Linked DNA regions of Homo sapiens: region 1 is linked to region 2. The links are chromatin loops, found by intact Hi-C in ENCODE. Cell type or tissue: heart left ventricle. All regions are shown on one strand. Links, peaks and the distances in the headings refer to the core of each region. The heading gives the core; the rest is flanking DNA. Region 1 overlaps MFSD6 (major facilitator superfamily domain containing 6). Region 2 has its middle 26 kb from the start of MSTN.

The links. Peaks named below come from ENCODE experiments on the same cell type or tissue, not always from the same donor. Only the 100,000 strongest peaks of a DNase experiment are listed, where the experiment ranks them.
Region 1: it touches region 2 in a loop (4-fold over the local background); 43 of 110 quality-filtered maps call a loop at or near these places.

The regions. Positions count from the first base shown.
Region 1 is chr2:190,497,969-190,503,356 of GRCh38, reverse strand. MFSD6 (major facilitator superfamily domain containing 6) reads right to left here. Exons shown (of 8, transcript NM_017694.4): 8 at 1,043-3,342. The coding sequence ends at 3,139. It also overlaps a transcript of NEMP2 not described here. Among named protein-coding and RNA genes, the nearest start is that of NEMP2, 34 kb to the left of the region's middle. In heart left ventricle, for the core only: no CTCF peak of the experiment used is centred there; a DNase peak (open chromatin) is centred at 3,167.
Region 2 is chr2:190,086,468-190,091,855 of GRCh38, reverse strand. It overlaps a transcript of AKAP19 not described here. Among named protein-coding and RNA genes, the nearest start is that of MSTN, 26 kb to the right of the region's middle. In heart left ventricle, for the core only: a CTCF peak has its summit at 2,812 (motif pointing left); no DNase peak of the experiment used is centred there.

The DNA of each region.
Region 1 (5,388 bases), core at 109-5,108, 410 kb before region 2:
ACAGTGTAAATAGAGAACTTCCCATCTTCCCAGTAAGTCCTACCGGACAGTACAGAGCTGTGGGTGTGTCTGCTTTCCCTTCCTGATTTCCATGGCCCTGGCCAGAGTCCCTACCAACCTCTGGGTTTCCTGTGCAGTTATCAGTCCAGCCAACTCACCTGCAGAGTGTAAAGGGTCTGGTGTACCTACATTTCACAAAGCATCAGGAATTTGAAGCATTTCTAGGAATCTAGGAATATCTAGAAATCCTAAATGGAAATACAACCACACACATACACATATCAGGCATGTATGGTAATGGTTCAGGCTGGGCTGCTTTATGGCTTCCTCTGCCATAACAGATGCAGGGAATGGCCTCCCTGCCTCCTGGGGTGGGGTAAGGTGCTAAGCGGACCAGGGCTTTGACATTAGGAAGATTTGAGTTTGAATCCTGGCTTTGTGACCTTGATCTCATAACTTAAACTGTTAGCTTCAGAATTCTCTTGTTTAAAATGGGGATAGTGATAGGAACACCTCCAGTTTTTGTTAAGGGCAAAATGATAATCTCATCAGCACACTACAAGCACCCAATATCCACGGATGTGGTTCCCTTTTCCTAGATTCCCTGCTGAACTCCAAATTGGCAGAGAGGAATATTGCCTAAGTAATGGTCTCAGTACCTCAGCAGTACTGGAAGGAATTGCCAATTAGAGGGAAGCTATTAGCCAGCTATCCACTTCATGTGACCCATGGCAGGATTAATAAGCCAGTAAAGCAGGGTTGCTCTTCCTGTGAATTCCTTAACACTTTTCATGAGGTTTACTGCCTGCTGGACAATGTATGTATTATAATCTATTCCTAAAACTTGAGGAATAGTTCAATAATTAGCAGTTAACCACTTTGGATCCACACAAGCTCAGCACTCGGTAATTTACTGTTTCTACAACCATAGGAGAAAGAGTAGGAAGTAAGTCATTAAGGCAGTGATTACCAGCCTGGGCTCTGTGACACCCCTGTGTGTGTTGAGGGATCTCAAGAGGGGTTACAAAATCTCAAATCAAAATGTAATTTGAATTCACTTTAATATTTTTTAAGGTAGCATATGGCACTTTGGGGACAGGAAGAAAAAGTCACAAAGTCCACAAACCCATGAAGGTGTCAGCTCACAAGGCTGGAAATGACTGCATTATCGATTCTGCTGTCACAGTAAATGTTCCATAACAAAGGCATGTTGAATTTGGTCTCATTCATTAGAGTATAGGACTTTTGTTTGGTCACATCTTTATCATTTAAGAAACATTTAAAAATGGTATTCATTTTTATTTCAACATGTCAACTGTGCATTTCCAAAACAGCAGGCTTTTCAAAGGAATAAATCAGAACTGTAAACACAAGATACAGTACAAGTTTTTGACTTCCTACAGTCAGTTTCACAAATCCACATACTGTACATTCATAGGTGAGGTTAAGCCTGTCACCCATTTCTTTATTTCTATAATTACACAAGCATAATAAATACATCTGATTTTAAAGGTCACTTAAAATGAGTCATAATTTACAGTACAGTACGTTTCAGTTCAAGTGCAAAAAATAACTATTTGCTGAATTCTATTTCTTTCAGTTATTTTATTTTTAAGCTGTGTTTTATTGTGAAGCGAGACATCCAAGTGTAGAATTTCTTATCCCAAATGCAGTATTGGGCAGAACTATGGTGTCATGGAGAAGCCCTCACTTTACAATTGATCCTGTCTAATCAGGGTCAGAGGGTAAGGTGAGTTGCTCATTTCGACTGTTCTTTTCTTTCCTCTCTCTCCTGTGCTCATCCACAGCTATTATAAATTATATAATTCACCTTTATTCAGCTAAAACAGTTTTCCCTTTTCCACACTCCCCCCAGGTTTCCTGTTAACCTCTGCTTTGATTTTTAGTGGCAAGCTTTACGTGCGATCCACCCAGCCATTGTTCTGGCTGCAGTTGTAACGTTTGCAGTTGCATACATTACATTGTCCAGTGTCTGACTGTGTCTTCATGAGAACGAATATACTGAGATTTTCTTTCTTTAGTCATTGGAAAGTATAGTTGCTACTTATTGCCATCCTTCCCATTCATGGTTTCCTATTTACCACCTTTTCCTCACCAAAAACAAAACAAAACTGACCCAATATGTAATTTCTAAAAATTGTATCCTTCCCCCAGGCACTTAAATCTTATACTGTGATTTGTAACTAGTACTGCTTATTTAAGGAACTCTTAGGAATTCAGTGATTTTTGTGTGTTTCATTCCCTCAGCTAATTAGAGCCTGAATTACTATAAGATAGTAAATAGCGAGAGAGGCTATTTACAGTATCAATATATTTAGTAAACTCTTGTCTATCAAAACACAGGATACTGAGTTGGTTGGTTGATTTGAAATAATCGCTTGTTTCTGTTTTTTTTCTCAAAGCCCATTTAAAACAAAAGGCATTTTTAAGCTCGGCTTAGCTTGCAGTAGTTAATAATAGCTTCTGTTGCTCAAAGAATTATTTCCATTATATGCCATACACATATAAAAATATATTTGCTAAAGATATGTAAAGTTTCTGATGAAACTTTTAACTTCATTTTTTAACTTTAACTTTTAACTTTATTTTTAACAAAAGCACATGTGCTACTTTTATCTGGTTACTTTTTAAATATATCTTGTAATTTTTTAAACGGTTCTCTCCAAGAAAAAAGAAAGTATAGATGAATTCTATCTCTTCCCAGTTTGTGTTAGGAACCAAATAAGAATAAATAATCAGAAGAGGGAAATTATATCCACATTCACCTCGAAACACTTTCATTCCCTCCACTTACTTAGTGTAACTGCCGGTTTCAACTCTTACTGCACTGGCAGAGAAATTCTATCATCCTTAACCTAACCAAGCAAAGAACTGAAAGTCCTCATTGAACTCCATTTCCCTGTTGTAATTCCAATGAGATTACGAAAGTTTACCTTTTCCTGCCAATATGTACTGTAGCTCCTGTGTGTGTGTTTCCATGTTAATGAGTTTAGATATTTAGAAGCATATGCAGTGCTGTGCTCCTCCAGGGGAGGCATATCCTGGCTGGGGGGCCTCACCCTGTGTCCTGGCTGAGGAGCCTGATTCCATGCAGGGTGTGAGATGAGCAGGATGCCCTCAGTGTCCTCCCGCGGCCAGCTGAGCCTGCTGCTCTTCACTCTCCTCTGTGCACGGGTCCACACTGGGGTGAGCGGGGCTGGTCTGCGTCTGAGATGCTGCTGCGTCAGGGGATGGCTGGTTTCTAGATGGGTCAGAGTGAGTCTCACATGGGACAGGCTGGGCTCTACCAGCAGGAGAATTTTCCCTATTCTCATTGGTCCCCTGGAGGTAAAAAACAGGAGATGCCCCATGATCAGTGATAGCAAATAAATCCAACTTTTTATATATGCTTTCAAGTAAGACAGGAAACATGGGGAGATCATCCGGAAGTGCCCATTTCAGGGACCAAGTAATAGAGGAATAAGGATAGAATGTCTTACCTTTCATCTCCTTTCCTATGTGCAACTGCCAGAGCCGCATGAAAAACACAAACACTATAAGCAGACGTGTCTTGTGGAAAAAGGAACATTACTACCAAAATGTCTGTTAGTACTTGGTAAACAGTTTACATCAGCAAATATTTACTGAGCCCCCCAAGCCATGTGGCAAGTCGCTGGGCAAGCACTATGGAATAACTGAAACTCAGGCCGCTTGCTAAGACCACAGAATCCAAGAGCCAGAAGACACTTTGTCTAACAGGAGGTAAATAAGGGGTTCTTATCCTTGGAGGCAGAGCTGGGAAAGAATGTCCTGTAATTAAGAGTCCTGATATATATTTGGTATTTCAAAATGTGCACCAAAAGTTAGATAAGACAGAACATCCACATAAAGAAGTGAATGTAAACAAGCACTTGTGTAACCAACTGTAAATAACCATGAGTAGAACATCACCAGCAGCAATTTCCATAAATGCCATATTGGTTGTACAAATAAAAAAAAATTTAAATGGATTCTCCCCCAAATTAGTACCCATCACTTTTTGGCTGAACACCCAAATAAAAATGTTCATTTCTGTGATTCTACAATGAAAGAAAAAGAAACTTAGTATAATGACTTCTAAGAATAACTACAGCATACCTGCCAGTTTTTATTAATCCTAACATACCAGAAACATTTTATTTATTTATTTATTATTGTTATTATAATTTTGAGACGGAGTCTCACTCTGTCGCCTAGGCCGGAGTGCAGTGGCGTGACCTTGGCTCACTGCAACCTCCTCCTGCTGGGTTCAAGCAATTCTCTGCCTCAGCCTTCCATAGTAGCTGGGATTACAGGCACCCGCCACCATGCCCAGCTAATTTTTATATTTTTAGTAGAGACGGGGTTTCACCATCTTGGCCAGGCTGGTCTTGAACTCCTGACCTCGTGATCCACCCACCTCGGCCTCCCAAAGTGCTTGGATTACAGGCATAAGCCACCATGCCCAGCCCAGAAAAAAATTTATTAATCCTAACATACCAGAAAAAAAGCGCCACATCAAAAATTTTATGTGGCTTCTGTGAAAATGAGGATGAGTACACAAAGTAATGAAAATATTGCTACTCAAGCAGCAGATATTAAAATCATCCTTTCTCCTGTTTAGTCTTCTTGCTTTAAGGTATTAAAATCCTCCATATGCATCTCCCACCACAATATCTGGTTCTTGACTGAGCAGAGTAATGATGTGAGTTTATTATCTTGATAAATTAATAAATAGGATCATGCATGGACTAGCATGCATATGGTTATCAGTAAAGAACCAGATTTGGTTAAAATTTCACAAAGATTTTATGTTAGCTTACAAAGTGAGATTAATTAACAGTTCAACAAATTTTCTGAAAGGGGAATTACTCAAATGACCCTTATTTTTAAATCTTTCCCCTTTATTTTTATGTGTCCTCTGAAGCTACTCCAGACAAAGCTGACGTGACTTATCAAATAAAAGGGAGTGATTATCATGAGATGGGGGAACTGAGCCTATTTCTTTGGCTAAATTGTTTATAGAAGTTACACTCATTTTCCAAAGTCGGGATACACCTGTACAATTATCCACACTTTTATCAACATGCTTTAACTTTACTCAGGAAAGATCACTCCTCTGGGGACAAGAAAAATCACACTTTTAGACTTATTTTTCAGGTGAGGCCACCTGCATAACCATAATTCCACTGAGTTAGGTGTCCTATCAGACCCATACAGTGGCTCAGATTAATTAATTCAACAAATATTTATTGTGGTCCTATAATATAATGCCCCCACTAGAATTTTGGAATTACAGAGACAACCATCAATACTGAAATTTAAAACAAATATACAATGAAAGAATGGATTAATTTATTTTATTTCTTT
Region 2 (5,388 bases), core at 156-5,155:
TATAAATTTTCTGTGATGAATATGTATTACTTTGTAATCATATTATTTCAAGTATTAAAAACTATTTTAGAAACCAAGAATTTTAAGCACATTTATATTTTCTGTGTTTATAATTAGAATCCTAAAATTCTGTAGTTGAAAGGGATCACAGGGATATTCTGGTACAAACTCAAGATCGAAAGTTTGGCCTCTAGAAATTTAAGACATAATTTACACAATCAATTAGGCTTTGTAATCAATAAAGTAGATTACATGGCCTCTTCAGTTCTTAAAATGGTTCTATTTGGGCTACTTGTGTGTGTGTGTGTTTAACAAAAGAGGATAAACTACTAATTTGATACAAATAAGTTCTCTTCTACTTTAAGAAACATAGGAAACAGTTCTTTACTTTCAAAAGTAGGTCACTCTTGTAGCATATTTTAGTACAGTTTGAATAAATTCCTTTCAGTTATTATCAAAGTATCCTAGTGTTAGAATTCCTGTGAGATAGCAGACTTTCTGAAATAAATTCATATGTGTCAAACTGGAACTTTCTGTAATAATATTTTTCAGTCTTTTAGAATTAAATTTAAAATGAGTTTCTGTTTCAGTCCCTGAATGTAGACATGTGCCACTGACGTGCTGACAAGTTATCTGATTTACATGGCATTAGAAAGTTTCTTTTTAAAGGCAGTATATTGTTGAACTTTATAGGCATTTCCTATTCTTAGAAATATGAAGCAAAGTGTCAACTGGTAAACAGTAAAATTCAGTTCTCAAATTGTGTGGATGGTTCTTCTATTAATGTGTTAGCAACTCTACAGTAAAAATATCAAAGTCTTTTTATAAGGCTTACACCTTTGAAACAAAGTTATTCATTTATTACAACAAAATTTATGTTATTACCTATTATGTGCCAGGTATTGTGCTAGATGCCAGGGTATGTCTGTAATAAGCTAGAGTCCATGCCCTTCAGGAGCCTACAGAAAAGAGCGGACATTAAAAATAAGCAGGCAATTAGACTACAGTGCGCTAAGTATTAGTACTGTGATAAGAAAGTACTAGTGGTAGGGGAGAAGTAGGACAGGACATTGATAGAAACCATTTGAGGGACCTGTTCAGCTCACACACTTTTCCCTGGGAGTCACCTTCTGCCTTTTATCAGAGCCTTGTCTGAACTATGTACCTCCATCTTTCACACATGATCAGGCAAGGGATACAAACCTTACACAGGCTAGGACTCAAAGACACGTGATCAGTTAGCTATGGCAGCTAACTTGGTTATATAAAATCAAGACTGAGGTGGTTGTTTGAGGCTATACATAAGTAGAAAAAAGACTGTTCTGAAGAAGTCTGGAGAGGAGACTCAATCCACTTGGGAAGAATCTGCTTTGAAGCTATCTCACTAATGTGCCTGGCGAATTGGTGCTGGCTATTGACAGGAGGCCTCAGATCTTCTCCATGGCACTGTTTGAGGCATGGCAGCTGGCTCTCAGTGAGCAATCCAAGAGACCAAGGCAGAAGCTGCAATGCCCTTTATGACCTAGTCTCAGCAGTCATACACCATCACTTTCACTGTGTTTGTCACCAGGCCATCCCCTACTTACTGTGAAAGGAGTGTATAGAAGGCTTTCTTCGCTTGCTAACAACTAGAAATAAACCCAACTACCTGCCTAGATGAGGACTTTAACACAATAATATTGGAAATGGCAGCAGCAGCAGGAGTGCTGCAATTGAAAAGGGTAATATCAGTCTCTCCCAAAGGAGCAGGCAGGTAGTTATAAGGAGAAAAAAGGGACAATGAGATTACATTTGCACACCATACACCTACAAGAACTACTCTAGGTTAAGTAGAGTAGTTTGGGGAAAGGGGCATATATACCAGGCCAAAGGACTAGAAACACTGCTCTGCATGGTGTAAGAAGTTAACTCTCCTTGACTCCTAGCACAATTGAACCAGTGTTAGGTTTTGCATAGTATATGGAATTTGTGGAGGGCATTTGGGGCAGACTGAACCCCTCTGGAGTAGTCCTAAATTGAATCATAGTCCTCAAGAGTCCTAAGACTTAGGACGTAAGACTCAAGACTTACTCTTAAAACTTAGGACTCTGGGGAGTCCTGTGGTTTTTCGGGAGTAACACTTTGCTGAATGTCTACCTTTGAGCATCAACAGTGATCCTCAAATTCTTTATGGTGTATGTACAGTCACTAAGTTTTTAGGGCAAAAACATGTAATATTGAAATTAGAACTGGCGTTGAAATCCTTACCCTGCTCTTGGATATATGAACTAGTCTATTCTGGCTTCATGTACGTAGCAAGTTAACTATGGAGGAGTAGAAGCCATTAGAAGAATTCTAGAATTTTCAAAAAGGGGTTCTAAAGGAGCTGAATACATTTTTCAGGTGTACATAGAATTTTTAAAAACCTTCAGGATAGGACTGAATTTTGTGTTTTGTTTTAATGTAATCTCATATATTTAAAGAAATATACTTACTCATCACAGTTCTCAGAGGCAAAAAATTAAACATAGCTAATCAAATAAAATATATTTTTCTGAAGGACCCCAGAGTCAAAGGAAGTAAATGATCTCCAATTTCAGCGTAAAAATAAATAAATAAATAAATGAAAAGAATCAGAGAACAAAAACAGCAACAACAAAACCTAGTTGAAATGGACATGCTGAGTACATTTGAAGATCGATTTGGATTACATTTAGGTACAAAGAGAGTCTATGTCTCAGATGGAAAAATCAAGACAAAGGGTAACTGTGATTTGCACACAATCAACTACAACATGAAAGAGCATTGGACTCAAAGCTCGATGTGGCTATAGTGACCCCTGCTGGAGCCTATCTTTTAAACTAAAAACCTAAGTCAGGGCTTCCATGAGAATAACTAAAATTTTCATAGAAAAACTGATTTTGAGAGCTGGGAGAACGCTTAGAGGACATTTAGCATAACCTCCTTACTTCATAATTGATGAAACAGGCCTTTGGCCCAGAGAGGTTAAATGACTTGCTTTAGGTCACACAGCTGGGATTACCAGAATGTAAAGATGTCTCCTCAATTCTTGGGCCTGTTTCCATCAGTGGAGTTTTCTGTTACAACTAATAAAAGTATCTATAACACACAAAATGAGATGTCCAGGAAAAATCTCTTACACTGATTTTAAAATATTCACTTGATCTAGTTAACTAAAACTCAATTTTGCCGAAGAGAGAATTTCTAATTGATATTAACATGATACTTTTTTTTTCTTTAGCCTTTATGAGTTTATACAACTTTGTATCTGACTCAAATTTATTTTTGGAATGTTAAGTAGTTCTGTCCTTCACTAGGTTACCTATGTTCCACATCTCTATTTTAATCTTTTTGAAATATTTATTTGGATATTCTTTTTACGTCCTTTTCCATTCTTTGCCTCTAAAACTTGTTGATAATGTACTAAGCAAAGGGACAAAAAGGAAACGATGGTAAAGGACCTTATACTGGGATTTTCTGGAAGGCCTGACTCTGATTCTTACCCTCTACTCAGAGCTCTGGGACCACCCACTCATGAGTGCTCTTTGCATCTTCATTTTTCTTCTACCAATCAATACTTCTCTTTCTCCACTCCTTAAATCAGAGGTCCCCAGACATATCACGATCATGGGGTTTGTGCATTCACTCTCCTCTCACTGTACCAGAAGGCATAATCCTGGTCCCTGATCATATTCTTAGGTAGTTATGGAAGCTTTGGCAAAGTCACTTTACTCCTTCCACATTTCCTTTCTGCCATCTTTAAAATAGGTATAATAATATCAGCTATACATACTTTACAGTGTTTCAGGGATGATCTCTGTAATTTTTTCCTCTCCAATTATTCAAGCAGGTAGCCAGGTTCTTTTCTACTTTTTTGTGTGTGTCCGGAATTTTTTGCATGGGGAAAACTTAAGCCATCTGAGGTTTTAAAACTCCTTATCTTTTATACAAAAGATTATGGTAGGAGCCCTGGAGAAGGAAGGGAGAAGAGGGCTTTAAGTAAAAAGAACAAGATAGAAGATTGTCCCATTCTGACTAGAAAGGTTATAGAGGTTTATTGGTTTCATGACCAATTGGGAACACTATAGAGCCTGCTCTGAGGATGCCCCTGAGCAGGGTGGAAAGACCTCAGGGTGGAAGGGTTCATGATGTATGATTCAAAACCTAACTGGAAGACAGACAGAAGTAGAGATCGACATTGATTCACAGGCAAGTGGCACTTTGGCCAAGGAGTCAGCGGGTTGGAAAACAGAATTTGAGGAATGGTTAAAGGGAGGCCTGAGGAAGAGTTTTAGGACGGGCCTCTCAGAGTAAGCAGAGTGAGAATATCTGTGTCCCAAATTAATGCTTACTAAAAGGCATCCACTGTAAAACAGATTCTCAGTAATCAAGTAAAGAGTATGGCCAATCCTGTGGATGCCAGTTAGCTGCCTCCCCTAGCTACCCTGGCGCTTGTACAATGGGCCCATGAACACTTTGGCCCTAGCAACGGGCATGTTGATCACGTGTGGGCTTAAGAACATAGGATTCTTTTCTCCCACTATGATCTGGCTAGTCTCACTGATGAGAGATTTAAGGAATCTGAGTTGAAGAAATGGTTTCATGTCTGTTGGAAAAATCTGACTTGATTAAATGGTAGAATAATCTATTGACAACTTATGTTGCCACTTGTAAGACTAGGTTGCTGTCCCACAAGTTATTGTATATTTCCCAAGCCAGCAACTAATATATAATGCTATTTCTTCCATAGCCAGAATACTTAGATCTGAAAATGAAAGTGTAAAAGTATTGGTGGTTCCATTATTATTCCTAATGACCTACTCACATAACTTTTGTTTCCAACCTCACAATGTTGTGCTCTTAGTTTCCATGGAAGGAATACTTTTTCCAGGAAACACTAGAAGGGTTCCTTTGAATGGAAGCTGAGACTGCCACATCAGCCACTTTGAGGTCTTCAAGGCACTGAACCAACAAGGAAAGAAAGGGATTACTGTATTCGCTGGGACAATTAATCCTAATCATAAAGTGGGAAAAGTGGTGGTACTACAAAACAGAGGGAAGACCATGTCTCAAAGGCAAGACATTCTCTGAGCAACTCCTTTCATATCCATATCTGAGCAATTCCTTCCATATCCATGGTAAAATTTACAAGATTAGAGCAAACCAAGCCAAGCAAGAACCACAATGGTTCAGATATTTCAGGAATGAAGGTTCAGGTCACTCTGACTGATAAATAATAACACCTAGCTAAAATGATAACTGAGCAAAGGGAGCATGGGAAGGGAAGTGGAAGAGGGAGTTACAAATACCTACTATGGCCTCATAAATTGTGTAGACTGCAACCATCGTGCATATTTTCTAATGTTTCTCTTTCCCCATCTTCCTTGA